Linked DNA regions of Mus musculus: region 1 is linked to region 2. A link is a contact called in ENCODE Hi-C or POLR2A ChIA-PET data. All regions are on one chromosome and are shown on one strand. The core of a region is the stretch at or near the end of the contact, and the rest is flanking DNA. Distances in the headings are between cores, read along the strand shown. Region 1 holds the start of Slc5a10 (solute carrier family 5 (sodium/glucose cotransporter), member 10). Region 2 overlaps Grap (GRB2-related adaptor protein).

What was found. Hi-C counts contacts between places; a loop is a spot of excess contacts on that map. ChIA-PET counts read pairs that join two places held with the same protein, here RNA polymerase II (POLR2A).
Region 1: a loop to region 2 is called in a map of mouse trophoblast stem cell, with 2.3 times the contacts of the local background. The contact joins the promoter of Slc5a10 here to the enhancer-like site in region 2. A Hi-C loop is called at or near these places in 26 of 37 maps with a recorded cell type or tissue (CH12.LX, Patski, T-helper 1 cell and 7 more). POLR2A ChIA-PET finds 5 or more read pairs at or near these places in 4 of 5 experiments (Patski and embryonic stem cell).

The regions. Positions count from the first base shown.
Region 1 is chr11:61,716,052-61,721,828 of GRCm38, forward strand. Slc5a10 (solute carrier family 5 (sodium/glucose cotransporter), member 10) reads right to left here and starts at 3,934. Exons shown (of 15, transcript NM_001382268.1): 1 at 3,791-3,934; 2 at 194-265. The coding sequence starts at 3,901.
Region 2 is chr11:61,658,163-61,663,839 of GRCm38, forward strand. Grap (GRB2-related adaptor protein) reads left to right here. Exons shown (of 5, transcript NM_027817.3): 2 at 2,060-2,157. Among named protein-coding and RNA genes, the nearest start is that of Grap, 7.7 kb to the left of the region's middle. Within about 2 kb of position 1,260, at least 1 of the 3 ENCODE cell types and tissues checked has a DNase peak (open chromatin) inside an H3K27ac peak, as active enhancers do; it is gastrocnemius, where a contact is called at or near this core.

The DNA of each region.
Region 1 (5,777 bases), core at 2,684-5,183, 61 kb after region 2:
GTTTGTCCCTACACAGGCAACTTGGGGGTCTCTTCCAGCCCAGGCTTATCCCATTGGGCTGGTGGTATTAGACAGGGACCTTGATTGAAGCACATAAAGAGACCTTGGGGGGACATAAAGAGTCCTCAGGGATACAGATCCTGATGAAGTCAGCCTGTGGACAAAGGAGAGGCTAGAAGGTGGGTGAACTCACCGGCCACCAAGCCATGTCCCGGCCCGCCAGGAAGTAGCCGCTCACTGTGTTCTTGTTGGCTCGACAAGCCGACTGCAGAAAAAGAAAAAGGCAGGAAGTGCATTGAATGGAAGATGCTTCTGCCTCTGGCAAATGCCTGACAGTCCCTGTGTACTCTGAGCATTGCAATGCATGTGACCCGCAAAGAGAAAACATGAACACACACACACACACACACACACACACACACACACACACACACACAGAGAGAGAGAGAGAGAGAGAGAATATTCACAAATAGCATTTTCCAAAATAGCCCAAAGTAGTAACAACTCAAAGTCCAGCAACTGATGAAGAAACAAAACAGGCATATCCACACAATGGAATATTATTCAGCCAGGAAAATATACAGTTAACCTGCCTCCAGTTTATTTCCTGTTTCAGAGTTGGGCTGTATTGCTTTCCTAAGGCAGAATTCCTATTGGTCAAGCAAGAGGGGTTGGTTTTACAGATGGCTAAAAACAAAAACAAACAACAACAACAACAACAACAGCAACAAAAAAGGCAACAAAACCTCTAAGTTGTCAACTCCAGGGTGACTGTCCTTTCAAGGCAGGGCAGGAGCAGGAACCTTGGGATCCTTTACGTTTTTGGTGCAAGGGACAAAGCAGGGGAAACTGTATCTACCATTCAGATGGAAACTGGCCTATTTCACAGGCAGCAGAGCCTCTTCCTTCTGATACTTTGGAGCGTCATGGAAGAAGCTGTTTTCACACTGGGGAAGTGGAACGTCAGTGTGACTGTCTCCACTTTGCTTTTTAGAATTGCTATTGTTATTTTATGTGTGTAGGTGTTTTTTGCCTGTATGTGTGTCTTGCACCATGTTCCTGTCTGGGGCCATCAGAACCCAGAAGATGGTGTCAGGTCCTCTGGAACTGGAGCTGTAGACGGTTGTCATCCACCATGTGGCTGGGAGTTGAACCCAGGTCTCATGGAAGAGCAGCCAGTGCTCTTACCCACTGGGCCTTCTTTCTAGCCCTATGATTGACACCATTTTGACTCAGCCTGGCCTGATAGGACCGAGTGTACTCTAAAACAGTCCTCTTTGTCCCTTGTTTCTTTAACAGGTCCACCTTGCATCAATCCTTCAGCATCAGAATCCCGTACAGTTATCATTACTTGGAACATGTAGTCCAAACTCACCATTCAGATCTGCTGCTGCATCTTCCTGGTCACATGCCTCTCATTTTTTTAATGTGTGTGTGTGTGTGTGTGTGTGTGTGTGTGTGTGTGTGTGTGTGCATGTGCGTGTGTGTAGGTCAGAGGACAAGGCCTGGTGTCAGTTCTCATCTCCCACTTTGTCTGAGACAGGATCTCTTGCTGTTCAGCATTGCACACACCAGTAACTGGCAGGCCTGTGGACTTCTGGAATTCTCCTACTTGCCTCCCATTTCCTTGCCATGGAAGCACTGGTCTCATGGGTACATGGGTTGAACAGGTTCTGTTTTTTGTTGTTTGTTTGTTTTGTTTTGTTTTTGACTCAGAGTTTCTCTGGGTAGCCCTGGATGTCCTGGAACTCACTCTGTAGACCAAGCTGGCCTTGAACTCAAGAGATCTGCCTGCCTCTGTTTCCAGAGTGCTGATCTCAAAGGTGTGCACCACCACTGCCAGGCCGGGTTCTGGGTGTTTGAACCCAGGTCCTCATGTTCTTTACCTACCAAGCTATCTTCCAGCCTGTCCCTAGAAGGCTGCTGAGGGCAACTGCTAGGGGCTGCAGGAGGCTCTGCAGGAGGTGGGCTTTGCTGGCTCAAGGCAAGGCTGGATGAGTTTGATCTCGCCAGAAAGAGACTGCTTTCCCTGCATGCCTCAGCTCACTAGAGTCACATCGACTCTCAGTCAGGAGCAGTTCCTTGTGTCTATAGTTTTCCCCACGGAGCTTAATCATTTCTAGCCTTTGATTCGGAGCAAGAAATTGGCAGCTCTTGTGTTCTCTGGAACACTAACAGGCCATGGTGGGCTACTAATCAGCCTCATTTCAGCCCTGTGTCTCAGGAAATAGGGAGGCCTGACAGGAGGAGAGGCACCAGGAACGTCCCTGCAGTGGACAGAGGGAACACAAGCTCCCTGTCATATATGGACATGGCCTGTCCATATAATTTAGTATATTGATAATATAGAAGGTTACAGATAGTATATTATTGATAAGAAAATTAGAAGTATTATGAGAATTAGTAAAATGTGACAGAGGGTTATAGCATGTGGTTGGTAAATGCCATCAAAGACAGGGCTGTTAAATATCACTTTGTAAAATACACACACACACACACACACAAACACACACACACACACACACACACACACACAGCACTCCACATATACCACATACTACACCACACACACCACTCCACACATACCACACACAAACACACTCATGTACCACACACACTGCACGCACATGCATTCACACCACACACACACACGCGCACACGCACACACCATGGGGTTCAGTGGTTAAGAGCATTGACTGCTCGATCCAAAGATCTGGATTCAATCCCTAGCATCTATGTATTGGCTCACGAGCATCTATAACACCAGTTCCGGAGGATCTGACACTCTTCTGGCCTCTTTGGACATCAAGCAGGTATGCACATGGTGCACAGACATACACGCAGACGCAAGCAACATCCACTCATATGAAAATTAAAATAAAACCAAACCAAAAAAAAAAAAAAAAAGGAGCAGAGCTGGGGTAAGAGGAGAACCTAGCTCTGATGATGGCCATAAGTCGTTTATCTGCCACCACCACCACCACCACTACCACCACCAGCAGCAGCAACAGCAGCAGCATCAACACTATGTCCATATCACTAGCCACTACAGTCCTACTGGTACGACCATTTCTATAGATCCAACGGTGGCAGCAGGGTCCTGTCTTCACCAGGTCTCTTTGGTAGACCTCACCCTGTGAAGTAGGTGCCGTCCCTACCCTACAATACTGAGTGAACATGTCTGCTCTCCCATTCCCCAGGCTCTTGTCTTGGAACAGGACTTATAGGAGGAAAGAAAGGGATAGCGGGTCTCCTACGGAGAACGTCAGGCTTCCAAGGCCGAGGCAGGGAACTGTCCTAAACATGGCCCCGTGAGGTGGATGAGGCTGGATTGCTGCACTGCCTCCCACTTAGGAGCACCCAAAAGATTGGCATTGAAATGACAGCAAGGGGGGCACATTTCCAGTCTGTGGACCCCTGGGTAAGTCCCCTTGGTAATGCAAGCCTGGCCTTCCCAGAGGTTGGGTGTGGGGTAGATGGGACACAGGGGAGGGCCTGACAACTACACAGCAGGTGTCTGCTGTCAGTGGATCTTCTGCTGGCTCGAATAGCCCGTCTGTGTTCTCCAGAGAGAAGCTGAGTTCAGCAGTTACTGAGCAGGGCAGGACGATCAGCAGCTTCCAAGCCCTGAACACCCCCCTCCCCCTTTCTGGATTCTGGGCACAGCTAGGGAATCACCATAATTCTAGTGTTCAGGCAGCAGACCACCAAATAAGACCCATACAGATACCCAGGAATGTGCTGGCCCCAGTTATGCCCGAGAGCCCAGTGGGCCACTGCAGGTTCTTACCCATATGCCCACGGCCACATTCAAGGCAAAATAGACAGAGATGACAATAATGTCCGTGACACTCAGCTGGGATCCTGGAACATGGGCATCCCCAGTGGAATTGCCAGCCATCCTGCAGCAAGCGCCGTGCCGAGCCCAGGGACTGAGGAGAAGTGAGGTGATGAAGGGCTTTCTGAACGGAATTAATTGATCATTAAACCAAGTGAGAAATGACATCTGCAGCCCACAGTGTGGCCTCGTGCCTGGGGAATGCTTCAAAGCACAGATAGGTCTCCTTTTGCTCTGCAGGGGTAGGTGAATCCCAGAGGGCAGGGACTCGGGTACTCTGGGAGGAGTGCAGGCAGAGGAAAGGAACCTTCTTAAACTCTGAGTGGGTTGGAAAAGGAAGGGCACAGCTCTGAGTGAGATGCCAATGCCCCATTTAGCGTCACCTAGACTTCGTTTACTTGAGCGTGGAGCAGTAGAATGGCTGCCTTACCTCTAAAGACATCTCCCTGAGGGACAGGCTTGCTTCTGGAGTCAGCAGGCTGATCTAAACTCAAGATGGTGGCTCCTGGCAATGCCAGGAGAGTCCCTATGCCAGGCCCTAAGTCCTGTCGCCATTATCTCTACTGTTCTAGAAAGCAAGACAGACCTGACCCTACCACTCGGCCATCCATTTACCCAGCCTGGGTCAGTACCTGTCAAATACCAAGGACTTCTTCCCATCCTGTAGCTACTCCTATGTCACAAGCAAACTCACCACACAGTGTAGGTGATATCTTAGTCTAGTCAAGGAACAGAGGCTGAAGGCTAAGTTGTCTGTCCCCACCCATTCAAGGGTAGAGCTAAGTCCTCTGTAGATGTAGACCTGGCTCTCAGTATGATGGCAGTGGTGGCTCTGGTTTCACTGAAATTCCACCAAGGCCTGCCACCCAGGCACCAGGGACATTAGTGCTCAGCAGCTGCATCATGCTCTGCTCAGTAGCTTGGCTCGTGCTCTGTGGAGTGTTTGGAGTTTAACTTTACACGAAACCCTTCCAAAAGTGTTAATGAGTGAGCATCTGCTCACACGGCATTCAGTCTCACCTAGCCTGCTACTTAGCAACTAAACTACTGAGCAGAGACTAAAGGTCAACTCTTCTGTGTAGGACAAGATCAAGACAGGAAATCTGAGTTTCCACTGAACACAGGATTCAGCAGGCTTAAATGGCTCTGTCTCCACTCTACTGCAAGCTGACCTCAGTGCAAGCGATTGCCTGCAGTATCTGTGACCCAAATACCTACTTTCCCCAATCTGAAAGATCCATAGGGTAACATACAGATTTATTGAGTGTGGTGGTTTGAATAAGAATGCCCCCCCATAGGCTCATATATCCGAATGTTCAGTCACTAAGGAATGGAATTATTTGAAAAGATTAAAAGGATTAGGTGTGGTCTTATCAGGGGAAATATATCGCTGAGATTTCAAAAGCCCATGCTAGGCCCAGTCTCTTCTCCTTCTCCTTTTGGATCAGGATGTAGCTCTCAATTGCTGCTCCAGTGCCATGCTTGCTGCCTTATTCCCTGACATGATGATAATGGTTCTGACCCTCTGAAACTGTAGCAAGCCCCGGTTAAATGTCTTCCTGTAGAAGAGTTGCTTTGGTCAAACAGGGACTAAATCACTGAGTCTGTCTCATCACTATGAGTGGCTGAACCAATAACCATTGGCACCCCTCCTCGGCAGGATGGAAGGTACTGGCAGACAGCCTTGCCTGTCTCTAATCAAAGACAATTTTCAAAAGAAAATGGATTTGCTTGTTCTTCACTGAAGAATTCAAGCACAGGAGAAATGACACCTCTGCCCCTGTGCCCAGCCATACCCACATTTACACACATGAAAAAGGACACAGCCCTTCTGGTCAACTCAGCCCAAGAAAGATGAGGACTTCCCTTCCTTGTTGAGGAGCTATCTGCCTCTCAGTCCATTTTCTGTCACGATAACTGAATACCACAGATGAGGAAG
Region 2 (5,677 bases), core at 10-2,509:
CCTATGGCCATGTAGCTAGTGCACTTCTCCTCAGACCCGTGGCCTCTTTTCAAGGAGCCAAAGTTGGGCTTCTGCCCTGGCTGTCCCCCTATTCCCTCTACCTTGGAAACTGTCCCCCTATCTTTTCATCATTGAATTCCTTTTCTTTTCCTTTTGCCGGTGAAGGATGGAGAACCACAAACAAGTCTAACCATGTAGTCCAAACAGACCTGGAACTCAAAAATCCTCCTGCTCCAGCTTTCTAAGGGCTGGGGAGACAGGCATGGGCCACCAAACTAGCTGGTCCTTTCTTATAAATCGGGGCATCTCCCACATATGTGTGTGTGCGCGCACATGCTTTTCTTGAGCACTCTGTGTGCCCCTCTGGCAGCTCCTTGTCCAGGCAGTGGCTCCCTGACACTCTTTGCTGCATGAAGCTGCTGTTTGTCTCTCACCTTCTTTAAGGCATCCCTGGGGACAGGCTCCTAGCATTCATAGCACCTTCAGGACTCCTTTTGTTGTCTGTACCCAGTAGGTGCTCAAGCAAGCTGTCAGTGACTGCCTCTGGGGGCAGTAGAAAAGCCAGCAGCAGTCAGGGCCAGTGGTGGGACAGACAGGCTCTGAGCTTGACCTAGGATTCAGTACTAACCTGAAGGGTGTTCTCTGGGGAAGGAGGTCCCACAGCTCCAAAGGTCCAGGGCTCCATCAGCAATAAGAATTCAGCAAGGTAAGCATAGAAGCATCCTTGGTCTGCACAAAGAGATGGATGGATGCAGAACAGTACATGGCTGGAGTTAAGGGTACAGTGGCCACATAGGAATTATAGCATGAGAAACTGTGTGGTTGGTCACAGCTATGCCCATTAACAGATAAGCTAATGTCTGGAGCAAGTGCAGGGCTCCAGCTAGTGCTGGAGCCAAATCCCTAGAGACAACAGAAGTAGCCAGAGCTCAAAAGCACTGGCTAGAATTTCCTTCTCAAGCTGTGGCCACATTGGGGAAATTGTTTCATTTAGAGTGAAAGTGGTTCTGAGCCAGCTACCCGCTTCCATCTGTTCAACTACCCGCTTCTGTCTGCCCAGCACTGCTGACCTTCTTCAGGCCAGGAAGGAAGGAAGGGCTCAGCCAGGCTTCAGTTCCTCCCCCAGGGTGGGGGCTCAGGACTGGACTGAGGCACAAGCCTTTTAGCTGCTTTTCACTTGCAGATCAGACATGCAGATATATCAATTTCCCTGTTTCTATTGCCCTGGTGCAGAGGGGAGCCAGCTCTGCAGCCTGCTCCTAAGTAGAGAAGGGCCTCAGGCTTGGTGCCAGGGACAAGGCAGGAGTTCAGTGGGGTGAGAGCCAGTGGGCCATGGCCCCTAAGGCCAGCATTGCCAATGCTCTATACCAACTATAGGGGCTGTGTATGCTGTGCTGCCCTGGCCAGGTTCACTCCTTCTCTAAGCCTGGCTGGGAAACAGCACTTGGTGATGGCAGTTTCTTCAGCTTGTTTGAGAACTGAGGTGACACAGCGCAAACGTACCCATGACATGGAGGGTGCTGTCCCCTCCTGCTTTCCACCCTTCAGTGGTTCACCCAGTGACTCTCAACCTAGTTCCAGCTAGTTCACCTGGGGTGACAGGGCCACAGACTTGGAGGGTATCTGTGGGGCCTAAGTATCTGGGAACTGGGACTCTCAGAACTGGCCTCATCAGAACATAGGATCTTTTGTTTGTCCCCCTATTCTAATCCTCACTGTCATCCCAAACACCAAATATATGTGACCCATTGGAGCTCTCTGACTCATCTGGGGGCCTTCATGTCATATCTCAGTGGTCATTGATTGGCTACTCTGTGTTCCTGCAAACATAGCTCAGTCAGAAACCAAGGAACACAAGTCTACTTCCTTTCCCCGAGGCCCCTGGGGGTCTGGATGGAAGGTGTAGATGTCCACCTGCCAGTATGCAGGCTTGGCCTGTGAGATGCCATAGGTCCCCATCCAGGGCTCTGTCCTCTGGGACAGCGGCCTGGCAGCTTCTGCAGACAGCAGGGCCTCAGCAGGTGGCTGAGTAGACAAGACATATTGTTCCTTCCTACAGATCCTGAACATGGAAGATGACCAGAACTGGTACAAAGCTGAGCTCCGAGGAGCGGAGGGTTTTGTTCCCAAGAACTACATCCGTGTAAAGCCACACCCGTGAGTAGTCACCACTGCCACCATCCACCTGGAGGCGATGCGACCCCACCTTGCCTTGCCAGAGCCAAGCTGCTTGGGGTACAATACACCCCAAGAAGATGGGCACTGGCTGACTGGTCTGGGACTTGGATAGGCTAGAAGTCTAGTTTGGCCCAGATATCTTAGGTCTGGGACGTAGGTCAGGCTCTTTACAGATGGCATCCAGTATTGCTCTCAGAATGTCTGGACAGCTAAACGATCCTTGAACACCAACTGGATATTCTTTAAATGGCATCTGGGTCATTGATCTGGTTTCAGGGAGCCAGACACAGGGACAGGGGATCAGAATAGTGGGATACACAAGGCACAGAAAGTATATGTAGAAAGGCAGGCAGCATCAGGGTGCCTCTCAGAAAAGGTGGCAATGAGTGAGATGCTGAGGGATCCATGGGAGTTGGCTGTATAGACAAGGGCAATGACTTTTGGAATTTTCGGGGGAAAGTGGAAAAAGGGAGGAAGCCAGAACGAGGCAAGGAAAGCAATGACCCCTGGCCCTTTAGTACAGAGGACAGGCACTGAGACAAGGGAGCAGAAAGCCATGGGGGTGCTGGGCCAGGGTGGAGCTCAGTCAGCAGGTGGAAGTTGTGCTGTGTGGCTGGGTGAAAAGGAAGGAGGTACAGGGGGAGCCCAAAGGGTATTTCCTCTTTGGTTTTTTTTTTTTTTTTTTTTTTTTTTTTTTTTTTTTTTTCTGCTTGTTTCCAAAGCTGCTGCCACCTCCAGCTTCCTCTGTTGTGCTGGAGGTGGCAACACCTGTTCCGGGTCCCCATCCCTAACCACTCTGCTGGCTTTCCTGCCTGGCACACCCCCAACCAGAGACAGGAGGAAGACACAGGGGAAGAGAGAAAAGCATATCGTGATGCCTGGGTGCTAGCCAAGCGAGGGCTGGGGCATGCAGGAGCGAGGACTGAGGTCGCCTGGGTGGCCACAGGAAGGGCTTAAGGCAGAGGTTGGAAGGCTGTAGAGTCTGAACTGCTGAACAGACCTGACCTAGGGCCAGGAGAGGGATTGCAAGGGCTGCAGTCGTCAATCAGGCTGTCATGGAGGCCAGGGCAAAGGAGGGTTCATCAGGATACTCCAGAGTCAAGGACCCCAAGCCCCTGGTGCCTGGAAGGCACAACCACCTGCCTATGCTTGGATCAAGCAGGGTCATGATCAGGTTCTCAACAGATCCTAGGGGACATGCTGACTAGCTGGCCCAGCTTGAACATCTTAGGCCCTACCCTGGCCCAAAACAGCTGTGAGGGTCACCCTCTCTTAGGTGTGAAGGCTCTGAATGTGGTGGTGGGGAGAGAGAGGGGTGTAGCCCTAGAAGGCTTCTACCTATGGCAGCTCCACTCTTTCTCTGAGTCCCAGGATGATCTCTGTCCCTGGATCTGGAGATGCAGGTCCTCTATTCTCAGGGAAGTTGGAGGGCAGGGAGGTGATTGTAGGGGCAGGGAGGGCTCCTCAGCAACAGGAAAAGCCCCTGAGCCTGCAGGTTCAAACAGAAGTTTGCCAGGGATGTCAGAAACAGGCCCAGGGATGTGTGGGAGGTGGGGTATGCATCATGTTACGAAAGTGGGAGGTAGAAACACCTTCAGCTGTTACTATAGCTGCCCACTGCCTGCCTAGGTGGGAACTATTAACATCATCTTATAGGCTGGGCGGCGGTGGCACACACCTTTAATCCCAACCCTTGGTAGGTAGAGGCAGATGGATGTCTTGAGTTTGAGGCCAGCCCAGTTTACAGAGCAAATTCTAGGACAGCCAAGGCTACACAGAGAAATCCTGTCTCAGAAACAAACGAACGAACGAACAAACAAACAATGACAAACCCATCCATCACCTTATAGACCAGCAGAGACACAGAGAGACTGGGTGCCTTGTCCAGGATCACTTAGCCTGCAAGAAGTAGACTGGGATTGCAGCTGGTGGTGGAGGCCCTTCATGAGCCACCAGAGAGGGACAGAAAGTCCATGAGAGCAGCTGTGTGGGGGTGAACCTCAGACTCCCTAAGCAGCTTCTCGGGAGACCTCGGTCCTCCCTGGGTTTCAGTTTCCACCCCAGTACAAGAAGCAACATAGTAGAGTCAAAGATGGAGTGGTGAGAACTGAGATTTAGAACTTCCTTCAACTGCCCTTCAAGCAGGTGAACCCTTCCTCCGTAACTCACGGCCTATTAGACCAATCCCCCCATGACCCTGTCACCCAGTGTTCCCACTTCTCGCCTCTGCTGTAGAGACTGTATTAGGGTTCTCTCTCACACTCTCTCTCATTTCTCTCTCCTCTCTCGCTCTCCCTCTCCATCTCTTCCAGTTAATCTAACAATGGCTGGCTATGACCAGAAAGTCCAAGAATCCAGTAGTTGCTCAGTCCACAAAGCTGGATGTCTCAGCTGATTCAGGACACACTGGAATCCTGCAGAAGCAGGCTCTGATGCCAATCAATGAAGGAATGGACTTGCTAGCAAGTCAATGGCAAGCAGGCAGAGAGCCAAGCCATCTTCCTCCATATCTTTATATAGGCTTTCCGTAGGTGTGGCCCAGATTAGAGGTCGGGTTACCCTAGTTCCAAAGACCTGGATTAAAAGTCTTCCTGCCTCAGAGATTCAGATCAGAAGTAGATCTTTCCACTTTGGATTAAGCAAAGCTCTCTCACAAGTATGCCCTCTACTTGGGGGCTTTAGTTAATTCCAGATGTAGTCAAGTTGACAACCAAAAATAGCCACCACTGAGACCAAGTTCCAATGTAGATTTTGGAGCTATGTCCAGGCATGGCAGGCAGCCTCCCGTTCCTGGGGACCCCACCACCACCACCTCCCAAAGAATCCTTCTAGGCCCAGCGCTCTAGCCTAGGACTCAATACAATGCCCTGGGGTCAGTAAGCGAGCGGCTGGCTGGAAAGGGCCTTGAGGCCTCGCTGCAGAAGCTGGCTAGCCCAGCAGACAGGAAGGACCCCAGGAGAGGCTGCTCTGGCCTTGCAAGAGTCCCAAGACCTAGCGGGTGCAGTTCTGTTCCAAGTCTGCTCCTACTCGGGAGGGACACAAGGCAGGGAGGGAGGCCACTATTATTGATGTCACCCATACTTATTTGTGGTGCCGAGGACGAACGTGGAGTGTCGCACTCGCTAGGCTAGCACTCCACTGACTCACATCCTAGCACAATTTTACGCTTTTTTAACTTTTAAAAATCTGTACTGGGCTAGTGAGACGGCTCAGTGATTAAAGGCACTTCTCACCAAGCCCAGTGACTTGATTTCAGTGCCCAGGATGTGAATGGTGGAAGGGGAGAACTGACTGGTTATCCTCTGGTCTACATATATGTAGTATGTACATTCCTGAACATGTATGCGCCCACACAGAAATAAATAGTTTTGAGAGTGCATACTGCTCTTGCAGGGGATCCATGTCTGGTTCCTAGCACCTACATCTGGCAGCTCACAACCACCTGTAACTCCCTCTCTGGGAGACCTGACACCCTCTTCTGGACTCACATACACATACC